Linked DNA regions of Homo sapiens: all the other regions are linked to region 3. A link is a loop called in an ENCODE intact Hi-C map of the cell type or tissue named here. Cell type or tissue: psoas muscle. All regions are shown on one strand. Each heading gives the region's core, and the rest is flanking DNA. Links, peaks and the distances in the headings are about the cores only.

What was found. Hi-C counts contacts between places; a loop is a spot of excess contacts. Peaks named below come from ENCODE experiments on the same cell type or tissue, not always from the same donor. Only the 100,000 strongest peaks of a DNase experiment are listed, where the experiment ranks them.
Region 1: it touches region 3 in a loop (4-fold over the local background); 83 of 110 quality-filtered maps call a loop at or near these places.
Region 2: a loop joins it to region 3, with 2.2 times the contacts of the local background. A loop is called at or near these places in 37 of 110 quality-filtered maps.

What each region holds. Positions count from the first base shown.
Region 1 is chr3:177,048,000-177,053,635 of GRCh38, forward strand. TBL1XR1 (TBL1X/Y related 1) reads right to left here. Exons shown (of 16, transcript NM_024665.7): 5 at 3,505-3,727; 6 at 2,479-2,611; 7 at 1,998-2,139. Among named protein-coding and RNA genes, the nearest start is that of TBL1XR1-AS1, 13 kb to the left of the region's middle. In psoas muscle, for the core only: a CTCF peak has its summit at 2,942 (motif pointing right); no DNase peak of the experiment used is centred there.
Region 2 is chr3:177,775,140-177,780,775 of GRCh38, forward strand. No RefSeq gene overlaps it. Among named protein-coding and RNA genes, the nearest start is that of LINC02015, 39 kb to the right of the region's middle. In psoas muscle, for the core only: a CTCF peak has its summit at 2,817 (motif pointing left); a DNase peak (open chromatin) is centred at 2,762.
Region 3 is chr3:177,356,886-177,363,239 of GRCh38, forward strand. No RefSeq gene overlaps it. Among named protein-coding and RNA genes, the nearest start is that of LINC00501, 66 kb to the left of the region's middle. RefSeq lists enhancers at 1,230-1,429, 1,550-1,789, 1,676-1,970, 2,644-3,485, 2,996-3,290 and 1 more. In psoas muscle, for the core only: no CTCF peak of the experiment used is centred there; DNase peaks (open chromatin) are centred at 1,856, 2,366, 3,136, 3,686 and 1 weaker place; H3K4me3 peaks cover 3,109 bases; H3K27ac peaks cover 4,000 bases.

The DNA of each region.
Region 1 (5,636 bases), core at 652-4,651, 310 kb before region 3:
AGTGTGTGGGTATGATCCAAACAATATCATTGTTTCGAATGATCAGATTCTTAAATACTTGAATGTTCCTTTCTATTATTAATCCCTTCCCACTATGAAATATTTGCCAATAAAAAGATCAACAAGGAAAAGAGCCAGAAAAGAGCACAGGCTGACTTTATAGTTAATGAAGTAAGTACAACTGCCTACTTTACCAGGAGGAAAAGTCCATATAAATTTCTCTCAACTTATATTCCCTTGCTGTGCACCTTGCCTCGATGAATTGTGTAATAAAAGGACAGATCTAACCTACTCTATGCAAACACAGAAGTTACAGATTATAGTAAACAGACTATTGCTAGAATCAGTAAACATTACTGGAGAATGAAATCCTGCATTACTTGACATATTATTGATGGTTTTTGGTAAGGGCATTCAAAACAAGATCACCTATTTCACATCTCTCAAGCCATTTAGCAGTATGGCTAAGTGACAAACAAAAACAAATGCTGGTTCTGGGAACTGCAGACTCAATTCTGCTGGGATGTGGCCATCCCTTAGGGCTCTGTCTCAAGAAGAAGGGGAGCCATGTTGAAGTCAACAGTAAAAGCTTATTTCCACATCCTACACAATGTCAAGTTTCCTCTAAACTATCAGTCCCTAAATGTTTTAGTTCATGAACTGCTCAACTAGGAAAATACTGTAAAGATGAGAAATCTCACAGGCTCTCTTGCTTTAGCCATGGAAAAGAATCATTAATCGAGGATAATGTTTTCCAAGTTCACCGTGAATAACACATTTTTTAAAAGCCCACACTTTTCAAAACTATAAAATGCAGTTCAGAACTACCAAGCTCAACAAACCAATATTCATTAACCATCCTTTTCAGTGTAAACTATAAATTTCATTAACATGGCCAGTGGACCAGGTAGCGTAAGAAAGCTGTAAGATATCTGAACTAAAATATAATAAGGGCCCATATTAAGAAAATAATTCTGTCTTGATCTTACAAGTAAATAATACTACAATGTGCTAAACCCCTTTGGAATTTTTAGAATTGTCATATGGAGGGGAAGAGTAAATATGCTGCTGGCAATTTTGGAAGAAAATGCTAAAAATACCTAGCTATGATTTCTGAAAAAACATTTCACAGAAACTGAGAACTTTAGTGGGGATAATCATTTTAAAGATAGATCTCATTCCCGGGGAAAAGAATTGGAAGATCCTTTAGAAAGTCCACAAAGGGTTGTTAAACAGAAGAGAAAAGAACATTCATTTGCTGAGCAAAGAACAACTATCTTGATATTCTTTGCAATGCTGAAATAATCTAAGAGTTTTGGGGGAGGGGCAGGGGGTAGCGGAGCGAGGTAAGAGATGTATTTAAAACTATAATGGTGAGAATTTATCAACAACGAAGTCAAAGTTTTTTGTAAGTCACAGTAGTCAAGTTGTCCTGAAAGATGTTGAATCATACACAGAATCAGAGAATTACAAGATTCCTACAGTGGGAATAAAATTCAGACGTTGTCTAGACTAATGATCCCTAAAAGGAAATTGGTAATAAAGTTCTACCAGTTCACAGAATACAGAGAAAAACAAGAACATGTTTTTTGCTACACAGAATTCTTTTATCCCCTAAGGACTCGGTTGTTATAGATTTAGTATGTTGTTTGTTATTATGGTAAGAATTTTCACCTATTATCTCAAATATTTAGGTACCATTTTCACACTTCTACTTGACATTTAAAGAAAATGAAGTACAGAGTAAAAAGTAACAATTTAACCAAGGATATGCTGTGGGATACACTGAAGAGCTGGATGTTGAACCTTGGTCTGACTAAGGCAAGTCTGTGTCCCACAGTGGGGGAGAGGGCTGGCAGGGGACGACTCCCGGTTTGTTGTTACTAGTTAATAAAACCCCAAATTCTGAACAAATAGACAAACCCTGCCGTGAGTATGAGGCTCTGAGGGTTAGGTATACTAGTAATTATATCCATCATGGATATAGTGATACTCACATTCCAATCTAGAGATGTGACATCCTTGTTGCTTGGAACATCTTGCCCTCCTTCTCGTATACAATGTCTAAGTACTAACTGTGTAGAGCCACTGGTGCTGTTCTCACTAAGATTCCATATTCTTGCTGTTGAGTCTCCAGACCTATAAAAGTATGCAATATATTTTAGATCCTCATGACATTCTCACGTATCAGAACAAGGCAACATATTTACATCTGAATATTAATAAGGCAAATAAAAACGACTATCACGAATTTTCATTTCCAGTATTTTTCCCATTCTACACGTTGGGACCCCCAAGCATTCTCGAAATAGTAAGTTTAATTAAAAATTCTACAATTACTTCATGAAGGAATAAAAAATTTACAGAGACAAAATGGCCACAACTAAGCAACAACAGAAAACCTGAATAATGCATATGTTTATAAAATGTTCAATAAGATATTTTTAAGTCATTTTAGTATCACTTTGAGAAACATACCCTGATGCTAGGAGATCACTAACAGGGTTCCAGGCACAGATAAAAACTTCAGATTCATGGCCCCGCAACACAACAGCTTTATTAGGAGGGATTTCAACATCCCCATCCACTTCCATCATATCAGTATGATTATCTGCATCGTGAAACACAAGTAAGCATTTCCAGTTAGGCAGTATTACAACATGGTGGATGGGTGATTTCTTAACTAGCAAATACCTTCCTTTATCGCACACAGTGTAACATTTTTCAATTATATCCAGTTAAGCTGAACATGACTACACAGTCTTAGTCACACAGAAAATAAATTCTTATCTTTAATTAAGTATTGACCACATACTTTTTTTTTAGAGGGGTGGGGGTGGGAGTGGGATGGGAGACTTTAAATGATTAGACCTAAACATGGATAAAACGATAAAATGGTTTGAATTAAATATAATGTCTATCAGTACTATTCTGAGTTTCTGCCAGTAGGGGTTGCTGATATCATTCATATAACATGAGTTGCCTTTTATCTCGATGTCAGAGCTCTATGGTTATTTGTTGATAACTAGTATTACAAATTTTATTTAGAAATCAAATGTAGATGTAAAAATTCATTTAACAATGGGAAAAGGGTTTCTAGATATTTTAAAAAGAAAATAAAAGTAAATCTAGCTTTTTGGAGCTTTAGGAATAAAAATCTGAATTGAACTGTGTGATACAAGTTAGGGAAACAAGTTGGTGCAAGTTAACAGATGAAATTATTTCAGCATAGAAGATGGGGCATTTCTTCTGAGAAAAAATTTTTAAAAATTCTTGTCTCCTGGGACCTTCCTGGGGGGTGGAGGGTGGGAGGAAGAGGAGGATCAGAAAAAATAACTATTGGGCACTAGGCTTAGTACCTGGGTGATGAAATAGTCTGTACAACAAACCCCTGTGATATGAGTTCATCTATATAACAAACCTGCACATGTACCCCGAATTAAAAGTTTAAAAAAATAAATAAATAAACCATGTAATTAAAAAAAAATTCTTGTCTGAGCTCACTTGCTATAGTATGTGCTCCATTCTCCTCCCCATTTGCTGTGTTTTCTCCATTTTTTGCAGATCCTTGTTGGCTGGCTGCAGCTGCGGCAGCTGCAGCAGCTGCTGCCTGTTGCTGTGCAAGCTTATCTCTATAAGCTTGTTGTCTTGTTTGTACTACATCAGGCATTACGGCATCTATCAGGGACAGAGACTCTATTGGTCGACCATCAAACAAGGTACCATCCTGGATTTGGAAAATTGTGAGAGAAGAAAAATCAAAGGCAATATTTAAAGTTATTTGTATTTATACAAAATCAGAAATGAAATGAAAATCTTCGTTCCTAAAAAAACATTTTTAGGAACTTTCTGAATTCATATAAGAAGTCCGGAGGGAATAAAGAAACTACAAGCAGCAACTGGAAATGACTGCTTACATTTTCCTTTTCATTTAATTCATACTATTATTACAGTATAGAGCTGTACAGATAGAGCTGAAATGAAAGAGATAATAAGATGTAGGCCGAGCTGATAAAAAGGCTTATTAATTAGATTCTGAAATTCTGTTAGTCAAAGCAACAAACAATATGGAATATAGTTCATATAATGATCAGAGGCCTGGTGCCCCATTATAGTAAATACATCTTTTAAAAAACTAAAAACTTTGAGCTGAAGAGTTTCTTGTGATTTGATTCAAATATTAAAGCAGAAACAGACTTCATGGGGCTATAGTGCTCTTGAATATTAGGGAGTTATTAAAATTTCCAAAGCTCTACTTATTGATATTAGGAAGTTCCTAATAAAGAGTTCTCCAAGTAAGCACAAGAAGAGACACAAACACAGAACAAGTCAGAAATACAAACAGTACAAATTAGCTGGGAACATGCATATGTGAAGTCTGGTTCACTTAAACTGGTAAACATGTACCAGTGACAATCTACAGTGTTATTGCAGGGTACTGTGAGCTGCAAAAACACAGCCTGTCTTTCTAAACTGTCCATTGTAATGTAATATTTCAGGAACAGGAGAAAGTATTTTAACTTATAAATAATTTTTAAGATACTAAACCCAACACAGATACACTGTGGAATAAGCGCCATGTCAAATTTACACACATTTTAAGAAAAAATTTAGTTTTGCGTTACTGGATGGTCACTCAAAGAGCTGAGGAAACAAACAAATCCATTTTAGTATATTATGTAATTTCTAATTCTAGTAATAATCATTGATACAGAAATCATAGATACTTCAGTTTAAAAATACTCGCAAAAGGGGAACATGTTAATCTCTGAAATAGAAGTAATGGGAAAAGCTCCTCACTATAGATAAAAATTTTAAACTAGGCTGGGCGTGGTGGCTCATGCCTGTAATTCCAGCACTTTGGGAGGCCGAGGTGGGCAGATTACCTGAGGTCAGGAGTCAAGACCAGCCTGGCCAACATGGGGAAACCCTGTCTCTACAAAAATTCAAAAATTAGCTGGGCATGGTGGTGGGTGCCTATAATCCCAGCTGCTAAGGAGGCAGAGGCAGGACAATCGCTTGAACCCAGGAGGCGGAGGTTGCAGTGAGCTGAGATTGTGCCACCACACTCCAGCCTGGGCAACAGAGCGAGATTCCGTCACACACAAAACAAAACAAAACAAAAAACAAAAACAACATTTTAAACTAGACCGGGGTTTACAACCTTTTTCTGTAAAAGAGTAGACAGTAAATATTAATTTAGGCTCTGCAGGCCATAAGGTCTCTGTCTCAACTACTATTATGCCATAAGTAGCCATGGACAATATGTAAATGCATGTGGCTATGTTCCAATCAAACTTTATTGAGAAAAACAGGGAGGAGCATTTGGCTAATGGGCCACAGTATGCTGACCCCTAAGCCAAACAAACTACTCACATGTAGTCCTTAGATAGGCAGTACCATCCAGAGTTGGCTTCAATTACAAACTGGTTTAAATTTGGGTATATTCAAATAACGTGAGAATTTACAATTTTCAGGCCAATAATTATGATCTTAGCATTCCACAGCACAATGCTGTTGTGTTAATAAAAATTCTTTATTAGTGTTTACTTACACAAACAGATTAAGGCAAACAAACTACAGATAATGGTCCTTACAACTAGGCGCCAACACCTTGCCGGTGCAACCTGACTACC
Region 2 (5,636 bases), core at 652-4,651, 420 kb after region 3:
AGGGAGGAAAAAGATGCCCCAATAAATCACTAATGCTGTGTGTTTTTTAAAAATCATCGATTGACAATAGAGAACTTAGAGGAGAGTAAGGTTTCTTATAGAAAGGTAAAGAATTGTGGCACTTCTTGCATCTGTGTTGTTGAGGAATTTCTATTTGTGATACACTTATCAAGCATCTTTTTCTGTCCTATTCCTGGTGCTAGACAGATGGAGAGAATCATTGCCTTCCCTTAATTAAGGGAATCTAAGTCTAGTGGGGAAGGTAGACAAACAGAATTACAACACTAAAGGAAGGGTTCTCTACTAGTCTTATGAGTACCAGGCAGGGACAGTGCAGAGGAATGGTGACTGAATCTGCTTGAACCCTGGAGAAAGGGTATGGGGGAGGAGAAAGGAAAGGCAATTCAGTGAGGGATCAGCATCTGCAAAGCCACAGAGCTGTAGAAGGTTGTCGTGTGTTAGGAACAGGTGAGACGTTCAGTGTGCATGAAGGTGGGGCTGCGGGGTACCTAGTGTGAGGTGGTAAAAGTAGATGCCTTCCCAAGGCCCTAATTAATGAGTATCATCAATTTCAAGAGTATTTCAGATTAGTCTCTGCTCAGGGAAACATGAATGGCTGCAATCTTACAGCTCATATATGAAAGACACTTGGTAGAGGAGCTTCCCCAATTTGGTAATACTAAACATGTACATGATATTGTCAATAATAGGTTGTGAAGCTGAAAGAAATTCTCTCAATTATCATTAATAATAAACAAATTTTGATTAACCATGTTACAGGAAAAATGGAATGATCTTTCTAGTTTCTCTGTAGGAAAGGATATTACAGAATTTTGTCATAAAAAGAAACAGACTCTGCAGCCAAAAATGTAGAATACAGGCATTTAGGGAGACTTGTTAGAACATCAGTACAAATCTTATGTTATCGATACCAATTCATACAAATCTGTTATTTGTTTCTGGGTTTTGTGATATTTCTGGTATTTGTTGGCTTTTTAAAGCTGATATTTTTGCATTTTTCTTTTCTCATTCTGAATAAATATTCACTATTGACTTACTTTTTATAATTTTTCATACAGAGGGCATCATAAATTGTATTAGCTTCTGGTCTCCCTAAACCTCTGTTGGCCAGCAGACAGGAGCTTAGACTAGAAAGGTAGGTTGCCACCAATCTGGAGTCCGAGACTCACAAGATGGTAGAGGACCTGCATGTCCACCTGAGGCTTCCTGTCCTCATCTTACTAAAGAAGAAACTGGGCCCAGAGATGTCGAGTGACTGCTGTAGGTCTCAGAGCCTGCTGATAGCAGAGCCAAGAGTTGGATTTATCTTTGGCTTCCCTAACATGTCTTCCTTATGTCAAGCTCTGCAAAGGGCAAGCATCGGGTAGGAGTCACAAATACGTTGACTCACTTGTTTTGGCCGGTACAATGTTTAAAAAATAACCCAATGTCAATGCTTTTAGGAGGGACTTGCACTCTACCATTCATAGTTTCTTCCATTCCCATCTCCTTACAGCAAGGTGAGGCATGTACTCGCCCTGTGTCACCTGAGAAGGTATCTGGGTTGGGGCAATGGTACTTCCAGAGCAGAGGGGTTTTGAGGCTGTAGGCTTGAGACATTCTCCTCCTGTGACACATTGCTAAGAAATGTGGTGTTCCAAAATGAATCTGCCACAACATCATCTGTCAGCAGCTCTGGTATTTGAGTTCCCGAGTAGGAAAAGAACAAAAGCCACATTCTACCTGTCAGCAATCATGAAATGGTAGGAGGAACTAGCCATGCTGGCTGGTTTGTGGATGTGTGATCACGGGCAGGGAAAACTGGAGGAATGCCAACTCTTTGAGGGAGAAACGCTGCTTGTGACAGCAGCAGACCCACTCAGAGCATATTTCAGCAAGGGGCTGCTTGTATTTAGTTTCAGCCCTTGACCGCACCGTATCTGGCAACTTAAGTTCCAAAGAAAATACAATATTTCAGGTGTTCTTAGCATAACAGTGGACCAAGAGTGGGTATGTTTTCAGTTACAAAAGCAGCTAAAACTTCAATCTCAAAAAACAGGAATCCAAACCATTACATTGCTATAAAATTCTGGCTAATGGACATAGGAAACAGTCTTGTTAGCTGTTGCCAATCCACACCAAGAAATCATCTAAAAAGAATGGTTGTGTATTTGGTCCAGTTCAGTTCTCTCCTGATATCAGACTCTAAGGCCTTCTATAAAGCAGTCTAGACTATTTTACTTGGGGACATATCTAAGGATTTAGCATATATTACATATTATGACCTTTTATATTGTTCTTAACAAAGTCTACATTTATCTAAGACTTAACTATATGCATGGGCTTTACATTTATTATATCAAATTCATGTAACAATCTTGCACTCTTTTCATTTTATAAATAAAGTATCTGATGCTCAGAGAGGTCATATCTTGTATATGATACCGTGATGCAAGACCACATATTTATCAGCAGAGCTAGGACTAGAGCTCAGGTCTCTTGTTCCAAAGTCATGACATACTCCTGCCTCAACACAACTGCCATAAAGAAAAGCTCAAACCAATGTGTACCAGTCAATGTGACTCCCCTGAAGGCTTGTGTTGCACCCAGGTATGGTCCATGGGACTAGGGTCATCACCCTTTAGGCCGGTTGGTTGCATTCACTCTAGGTTGTCTTGCTGAGCTTGCAAGGATTGGCTGGGCAGCTGCCATAATGTCCAATGACTGCCTGCTGCTGAACATAGTTATCTTTTTCCTTCTAGGGAGATGTGGAGCACCAGGGAACAGGTTCACTGAGCCACCTTGTGTCCATCTCTGGGGACTGCATCTTCCCCCACATTCTAGCACCTAAAGATATAGGGGACTCCATCTTCCTTTGCTACCACCATTCTTACATTCTAACCTGAAAGAGACTTTGCCTACATGCCTTTGGTTTTCATCAACCTCCCAGTACCAGCTTATACCTTTGGTGGACAGACTACCTGCTGTCTTAGGACTTGGGGTAATTTATGTAGATTACCAAAGAATATTTTAAATAGTTGGTCGTCACAAACTCTAAATTCTAGGAGAAATTCAGGCTCTGTCCTCTCAACTCCCGTCACAGTCTTGCAAGGAGAAGGAGCTCAGACATGAACAAAGACAAAATTGAATCTTCAAGGACACACAGTGTTGCTTCCCAAAAAGGGGGCAGAAATTTTCAGCAGGAATTGTAGTGATCATAAATAGAACAGAGGAAATTCTCTGAGTCACTTTGGATTCTATCTTTCATCTTTAATTCAGCCATTGTGGAAGCACATACAAAATGATTACATAGTGGTTAAGAGAGTGTGCTCTAAATTGGAAGCATTGGTATGAACTCATTTCTAAAATAAATGTATGTGTATATACATGCAGGTGTGCTCAGGTAAATGTGTGTATGTGTGTATACATATGTGCATATGCATATTGTAAGTGTATATGTATATTTGTGTACATACATATATACATGCATCTATTTCCCAACTCTAGCTGCTGAAAAGACCTAGAAGAAAAAAAAAGTCTAGTAGCAATGAGCACACCTAGTACTCAGATTTTGTCCTCTAATACCATTCTCTACTGAAAGAACAAGGGCTCTTCTCCTCAGAGAAGTGACTAAATGTAGGCCTGGGACAGGGAAAGTTCTAGAAGCTAATGAAACATCTTGTTATGTCGATGAGAAGGGAAGTGTTAAAAAAAATGCTGAGGGCATGTCACAGGAAAAGAGCTGGCAGGAAGTGGCTCCTGTTGCCCAAAACTGAAACAATTTAAATACCAAAATATATAAGGACAGTATGACCATAAACCACTGAAGAAAACAGGAATCCATGAATCTGAACTAATTTATTTAATAATTAGATAAATAAATAAGTGAATAAACAGAGGAAAAAGGAGGACTCTTGCTTGTTGTAGAATGCCAGGTGCTGACTGGTAAATGTGGAGAAACTGCTGGAGTTAGAAAATTATTATTTTATAGCTGTCATAGTCAAGATTGGTCCAGGGCCAAATTACCAATGGATATTAAATCTAAGGAAGAATTTTGATGAGGAGCAGGATATTTTTATGTTTTTAAACTGACTCCCAACAGATTGCCTATTAGTTTCAAGGGAATAATTATATCTACACAGTGTAGAAATCAGACAATGCCTTGATTAGGTAAACAAAATAAAGAAGCAAATAAGCTTTAAAAAATTTTTTAATTTGAGGTGGAGTATCACTCTGTCACCCAGGCTGGAGTGCAGTGGCACAATCTCAGCTCACTACAATCTCTGCCTCTTGGGTTCAAGTGATTCTCCTGCCTCAGCCTCTCAAGTAGCTGGGATTACAGGCATGCACCACCACACCCAACTAATTTTTATATTTTTAGTACAGATGGAGTTTCACCATGTTGGCCAGGGTGTCCTCTAACTCCTGACCTCAGGTGATCCACTCACCTTGGCTTCCCAAAGTGCTGGGACTGCAGGCGTGAGCTATCGTGCCCTGCACAAATAAATATTTTGTACTTCCAGGATATAATACTACGAGAAGAACACAATATTACTTGTGGGGTATTCTGGCTGGATGTATAGCATAAATGTAAGTATAAGGAAACTTCAAAAAACTGAAAATTAGATATTTTCTGTTAGAAAAAGGAGGAAGGAACAGTATTCTTTTTTTTTTTTTTTTTTTTTTTGAGACGGAGACTTGCTTTGTTGCCCAGGCTGGAGTGCAGTGGCTCGATCTCGGCTCACTGCAAGCTCCGCCTCCCGGGTTCACGCCATTCTCCTGCCTCAGCCTCCTGAGTAGCTGGGACTACAGGCGCCCACCACCACACCTGGCTAGTTTTTTGTATTTTTTTTTTAGTAGAGACGGGGTTTCACTGTGTTAGTCAGGATGGTCTCGATCTCCTGACCTCTTGATCTGCCCACCTCAACCTCCCCTGTATTTTTTAAAATGTCAATGACATTAAAAAAAGAAAAAAAAAAAGAAAGAAAGAAGGCTGCAGAAATGTCCCAGATTAAAGGAGACTAAAGAAAGATGACCAGTGCAATACCTGATTCTGCACTGAATCCTGTACTGGAGGAAAAAAATTATGATATAAAAGACATTTTTAGGCCAATTGGAAAAATTAGACTATGGACATAGTCTAGATTAAATAGATTGGATTAAAATTTTATGTTAATGTTAAGTTTCCTGAATTAGATAATTCTGCTGTGATTATGTAAGAGAATCTCTCTCAGGAAATACACATTGAATTATTTAAGGGTAAAGGGGCTTGATGTATTCAACTTCCATATGGCTTAGAAAAAACATATCATATATAATATCTTATGTATTTTAATATCTATTTATTAGATTATGTAATATGTGTTGTATAATATAAAATTTTATTTATGTAGATAGAGATGAGATGGAGAGTGCAAATGATAAAGCAAATAGGGTAAATATTAACAGATAAATCTGAGTAAATAGTATGTCAGTGTTCTTTGTACTATTCTTATTCTTGCCAATTTTTGTAAGTTTGAAATTATTTACAAGCAAAAGGCTTTTTAAAAAGGGAGTGAAAGAATGAGAGAGAGAGAGAGAGAGAGAGAGAGAATCTGTGTACCAGTGATGATTATTATAGTTCAAAATCTGACTAT
Region 3 (6,354 bases), core at 1,264-5,263:
CAGGAGGCGGAGGCTACATTGAACCAAGATCATGCCACTGCACTCCAGCCTGGGCAACTGAGCGAGATTCTGTCTCAAAAAGAAAAAAAAAAAAATCAGGAATTGTCTCTGGGGCATGAGCAGCCAGCTGGATGTGGTACCATTATCTGGAAGTGAGATATCTAGAAAGAGGGAGAATGTAAGGCATAAGGATAAGAGAAAAAGTGGGGGTGGGAAATAGACACTGCTTGGAAAACAAAGTAACATCAGGGAGGTCTGGAAATAAAATGTTTCAAGTAGTTGGAAAGTCAACCAGATAAAATGCTGCTGAGAGACAGCAAGGGGTGCAGACTGAGAAATCATTAGTCTTAGCACTTACTCTTCCATAACCCTCAAAGCTTGTCTAACAGTGATTCTTTTCTGCCTTTCTCCTTCATTATATGATAAATTGCTAGAGGGTTTAGACCTCCTTTTAAATTCACCTTTATCTCTCTGGGCTCAACAGGGTGCCTTAGGAACAGGGTAGACTGCACAGTTCCTGACTGAAAATAACACTGGCAAGGAAACACCCCAAGGTGCTATCAGCTGCCAGATGCCAGAAGGAAATGGAAGGGCCTGGACTGCTCCCTAAAGAGCCTGACCCAGAAGCGGTGTGTAACAGGTTCCACTCAATGCCTTATAGGCTGAAAATTGCTCTGTCTTCTCAGAGCTAGAAAGGGTGTTCAGATAAGGCAGGGTGGGACCCTGACTCATGGACACACAATTAGCCGGCTTTTGTCTTTGAATCTGACTGGAAGTGACTCATGAGCTGGAAAAAAACCCTTTGGAAACAAATGAAGGGGGAAAAAAGGAGGGTAAGCCACGACTGCATTTTACTCTGTTAAAATGCAGATCTGCTGTCCTATAAATGTAGAATACTGTACATTTCCTCAGCCTCCCTCCAACAAAGACCCAGGGGAAATTATTAAGCCTGACAATTCACTCATTTTCTCCAAGATTTTTATTAAATGCAATTTAGAGGGGATAAAGTTTCTTCTCTTTTCTCTTTCTATTCACTTGAATAAGCCCTAATTACCACTAGGGTACAATAAATGGGCTTCTAGAAGTCTGTGGCAATTGGCGATGCTTCCCCTTTAAATTAACCAGTTGAAGCCTCCAGTTTCAACAGCCACCAGGGCACTTCCCGTCCACTCACAACTTGCTCAGTGCAATCTGAAGAGCATTTATTGAGCACCTTGTTATGGGGCACTGACATATGCTGCGGAGGATAGAAGACTTCTCGGGGGGTTATAATGGGGCTGGGGAGCTCTTGAACTCAACTGACATACTGTGTAAGTTAAACTAGTAAATGCCATGGGATTTTTGGATTAGAAGCAACAAAAACACAAACTAGGTTAAACAATAAGAATTTGTGGCAAAAAATAATGGGCTGTCGCAAGGAATCGGGGGCAGGCAGGGCTGTACCAGGGACACAGGAACCGATGCTGCCAATAACATTAGACTCCTGTTGGCCTCAGCGCTCTCTCCCAGCCTGTCTGGCTGTGGCTGAGGCTCTATCTTTGTTTTCTGCTCGATCTTTATCTCTGTTTCTGCCTTCAGATTGGCCTTGCCTCTCCTCTCCTGACCATGGGAAACATGGTCATGTATGTTATAATATCTTGCAGTTTTAGCCCTGGGGAGAAACTGACTTTTTCACTTCCAGTTTCAAAATTTCCCAAGAAGGCTTTTGATTGGATTCAAATATGTCAGCTCTTCCCGCTGGGACCAATCCCCTGTGGCAAGGTGGGGGAGGGAAATTTGAGAAGGGCCGTGAATGGTCCAGCTTAGGTCAGAGGTACAGTTTCCACGTCCCCACCCCCACCCCCGCCCCGTCAACAAAACAGCTCTGCCCTGTAAGCCTGTGGGTGTGGGTGAAGGTGGAAGTGGGTCGGAAGAGGCTGCGGGCTCCACTTTGCCAGGAGTGTAGGGGGAAGGGCTGAGTTGAGGAAACAATGGGTCTAGCACTTCTGCTGACCTTGTTTTCAGAAACAACCACAGGGCCTCTGGCCCCAGTGGAACTTGACTCATAAAGGCGAGAGACTTGACTATTGAAAAAGGTCTCCTATGAAATCTGAATTTCACTTAATCCTCAGAACAACTGTTGAGGGGGTTGTTACTACTCCCATTTTAAGACGCGGGCTGTAGAGAGGGTAACCACCCTGTCCACATTCACACAGCGAACACGTGGTGGGGCAGGGCTCAAGTCCAGGCGATTCCAAAGTCCCCCCGTGCTGTTTGCGCCACGCGGTGCTCCCACCAAGCCCACTCCGCGGGGAGAAAAACCATAGGCCTCGGAGGAGGAGCGGCTCCTCGCAGTGGGGTGGGGCAGAGGCCAGCATGAGGCCTTGTTCACTGGAGGATTCCACAGGCCTGGAACGGAAAGAATGAGAGCTCTGCAGGCAGGCAGAGCCCAGGGCGCCCAGTGCCCCCAGGCTGCGACAGCCAAGTCGGTGGGCGCGCATGGCGGGGCTTGAAGGAAAGGTCCAGAGCCGGTGGGAAAGGCCACGCCCCGGGGTAGAGCGCTTCCTTCCAGATCCCGGCCTTTAACTGCAATTCCGTTTTAAGGGCAACCCTGCCCGGTTCACACCTAGCCTTGAAGATGACAGATTGCACTGTGAGCAATTTGCAGGGTGAGAACGGGAGCCTACGACTCCGCACCTGCACTGCCAGAGCCATAAATGCAGCAAATCATGGCCTATAAAATGTCACCACTGCTGAAGTGCAATTTTCCAGGGGTCTTCTGCAGAGGGAACTCCACCACGGAGAGCGACCCTCGGCTCTGCAGCCTAAGAGGAAGGCCCCTGCAGGGTGGGGGAGGGAACAGGGAGGTCTTCCTCCCCATCCCCTTCGTGCCACTGCTCCCCCCTTTGTGACCCCACTCTGCCACGTGGTAAAAGCTTCCGGGGGGAGGCATTAGTTATTTCTGTCTGAGGAGTTTTTGACCAAACGTAAACATCAGAGGAGCGGGAACCCGAGCCCCGCCTGGGCTGGGCGGCAGCGACCCCGACGCCGCGGCGGCAGAGCCGGAGCTCGAAGCAGCCGCCGCTGTTGCGAGCCGCCCCTCCCCCGCCAGGCTGGCGAGCCCATTTTCGCTTGGCCGGTCTCCGCGCTGCCGGATGGATTGCGCCCCACCCCCGCTCCTCTGCTCAGTCATTCAGACTTGGAAAGTCAATAACACGCTGACATCATCAGGGGTTTGTGTATTATTACACGGCTACTTTCCAGAGTACCTGGCATTATCTAAGAGAGGAGCACTCCGGCTGCCCAAGAAAGGGCCTGAACTGGGAGCTTGGCGGCCTCGGGGAGGGGCGGCTGCTCAGAGCCAGGCCTTTCCCTAGTGGGGAGGGCATCTGCAAGGCACAAATTAGAAACAGACTATGAGCTTTTGCTTCACTAAATGCAGATGCACTTTAGATATCGATACATGCTTCATTTTGCCTTCGGGTGCACTTATAAATCATCCTTAAGTGACCTCTATTTCTACCAAAGACATCCACTTGGTCTTTAAGAAGCATTCTTAGTGATCCTCACAAAGGAAAAAAAAAAAAAGGAGATATCTTCTGTGACAGGAAGCCAAAGGCTGATTTTCTTTTTTTTTTTTTTGAGACTCTTGGAGTGTGTGTGTGTGTGTGTGTGTGTGTGTGTGTGTGTGCGCGCGCGCGCGCGCGATTCTCTGTTATGTAATCGCCATCACGGGTGATTAGGTCTTCTAGGTCTTTCCCTCCAGGGCTGAACTGGATGGTTTGGTTGCTGTGTTTTTCTTAAGCCTCACACAGGGCAAACACACATGAAAAACATGTCCCAGATTTATGGCGCAAAACTGCTCTCCAAGCAAATTGCCTTAGAAGACTGTCTCGGTTTTGGAGGAAGGAAATAGATGAATTTGTTGCTAATTAAGACTCCTTATCTTACTACTCTGGCATTTCCTTTTTTCTAGAACGAATTTTTAAAAATAATTTTATGTAGTTTAGATGTTCCCTCCCTTCCCCCTTGCTGTAATGGTACTTGAAATAGCTTAAATAACTAATTGTATAGACAACTGTACTTTTGTTCTACACACACACACACACACACACACACACACCAGTTAACGTGAAAGGCAGTAACTCATACAACATGGTACCTTTTCTGTTTGGCCATACAGACTGTTTCCTTCTTTACACACACAGGGCTGATCTCATTTAAATTCTCTTAGCATCTTAAATTGCAAAAAATGGCAGCCAGCTGAAAACTGGCTACCTGGAGAATTACAAGGGGAGAGAGCTGTTCTTTGGCCTCATCTTAATCTCTCTGTACCTCAAGCAGGGAGTCCATCTCTGATAAAAGTCTTTAGAGCTCCCCAGGAGGAAGCGAAGCAGACATGTTTTTCAACAATGTAACAATTTCCCTATGTGTACTTGATCATTTCGGGAGAACTTGTAGTAGATTATGACTACTTCCCTCCAGATGGTCTGACGGAAAAACTCTCCCACCAGACTTGCACTTCTAAAATCACTTCCCCAGGCCTGGCCCTCCCACCCCACCCCCATTTCCCCTTTCGGAGGTGCAGGCAGCTGGGGAGGCCTGGAACACCAGACCTCCAAGATGGCCCAGCATGTGTTGAGTCTGGAGGCTGAAGCTGCTGAAGTGGGGAAGGGTCGGGGCACTCGCCTCCAACTGGGAGCTATTTACCTAGGGGGTTTCCCTCAGCTCAGAGAGGAGCATGCAGACCTGACAGTCTGTCTTTTTGGTTCTCAAGATGAAGAAACTCTTCAGTCTCTAAGCACTTCCGGTTTTTAGCCCAGCTGACCCTCTCGTCTTTGCCTTAGCCTCTCCCAGACACAACTGCCTACTATAGGGATCCGTGCTAGGGAAGGACGTGGGCCACCTTGCTTTGGGTGCTGAGCTTCGGCAGCGGGCAACGGACTTCCTACCCTAGAGTTTCTGCCTAAGCAGGGGAGGACAAAGTCTGGAGGATCAGCTTGGATAGAACCTGATAAGTAGGAGGCAGGCTACCAGTTGCCAAAGTTCAGCACCCCTAACTAGAGGCTGACAAGGTTCTTTGCCTAGCAAGGAACCTTATATTTGGCAGAGGAGGAGAGAATTCAGTGAAGAAGAGCCATGTTGGGGGGATGGAGGAGCAGGAGTCTCTGCCCTGGACAAGCTCAGTGTGTTGGAACAGGTAGACACAGAAATGACCGCCTGAGAGCATGCCCTCTGCCCTTCAGTGAGGGCCTCTAAGGGGCTGGTCCTCCTGTGCTGTGGGAGGGAGAAGGAACTCCAGGTGACCGTGGCATCAGGCTATTCCTCCCACAGCTGGCCCTGGAGGAACCCTGGTAATCTGATGGGCTAGGAGCGGTCCTCCGGGAGTGACATTATTTCCCCCGTTCCTCTGGTTCTTTACTGCCAAATATTTGTCAGCTGGAAAGAACTGGTTGCATTTTGATTCATAGGCTTGTCTCTTTCAGGCGGTCCATGTGACGATTCTAGACACGGAGATTCAGTTATCAAATACAGCATCCTCCAGTGGTCCGCTTGCTTTGATGAAGACCACAGCAATGCTTCTTAAACTGTCATGGGCAAGATTTTTAATCTACTGCCCACTGATATTTTTGTTTCTAAAAAATTAGGGAAATAAAACAGATGTATAAGATACAAGCCAATTTTTTATTATTAGATTCAGAAAATTACATGACAAAATTACCCTGTCAAACTGTTATGGCTATTTCTAAGTGTTATTCTCAGTTGCTATGCACATCTCATTGTGGAATGCAAGAAACAGTTGTTGAACCTGGGACCACACTTCCAGTTGCACTGGTGCAGACATTGAACGTGGATTTAGCTCCCATTTGTATTTAGGTTAGCCTGAACAGTTGTTTTTAGAAAAGTTGGATTAAAAATCCAGAGGATTCACAGGAAAATCCAGCTTTTCCTGAAAAGTAAAAAGCTGCAGGCAACAGAAGCCTTGTCAACAATTGGGTGGGGCTGGATAGCAGCTGCCCCTTTGAAACCCGGCACACAGCCTTCTGTTGCCTACAATTCCAGCCTCTCCCTCTTTTCTCACCCATAGGCAGGTTCCCTCATTTAAGCTACTTGCTTGACTGCAGAAAGCATTTGAATCTGTGTATACCTTAGCAGGATATCCACTTGAAATGAGCTGCTTCAGTATTTTTCTAGCCTCCCCACAGGGAAAGACCACTCTGCAAAGGTCAACGGAACCCATCCAGTGTGGTTCCGAGACTGGAGGCTGTAGTGTAGTACAGAGTTGCTGTGAATCACTGGGTGTCCTAGATATTCTCTAGATAAGTGGATCATATACTTCACATCTATATGGGTTAAAATCTTTAGATGCTATTT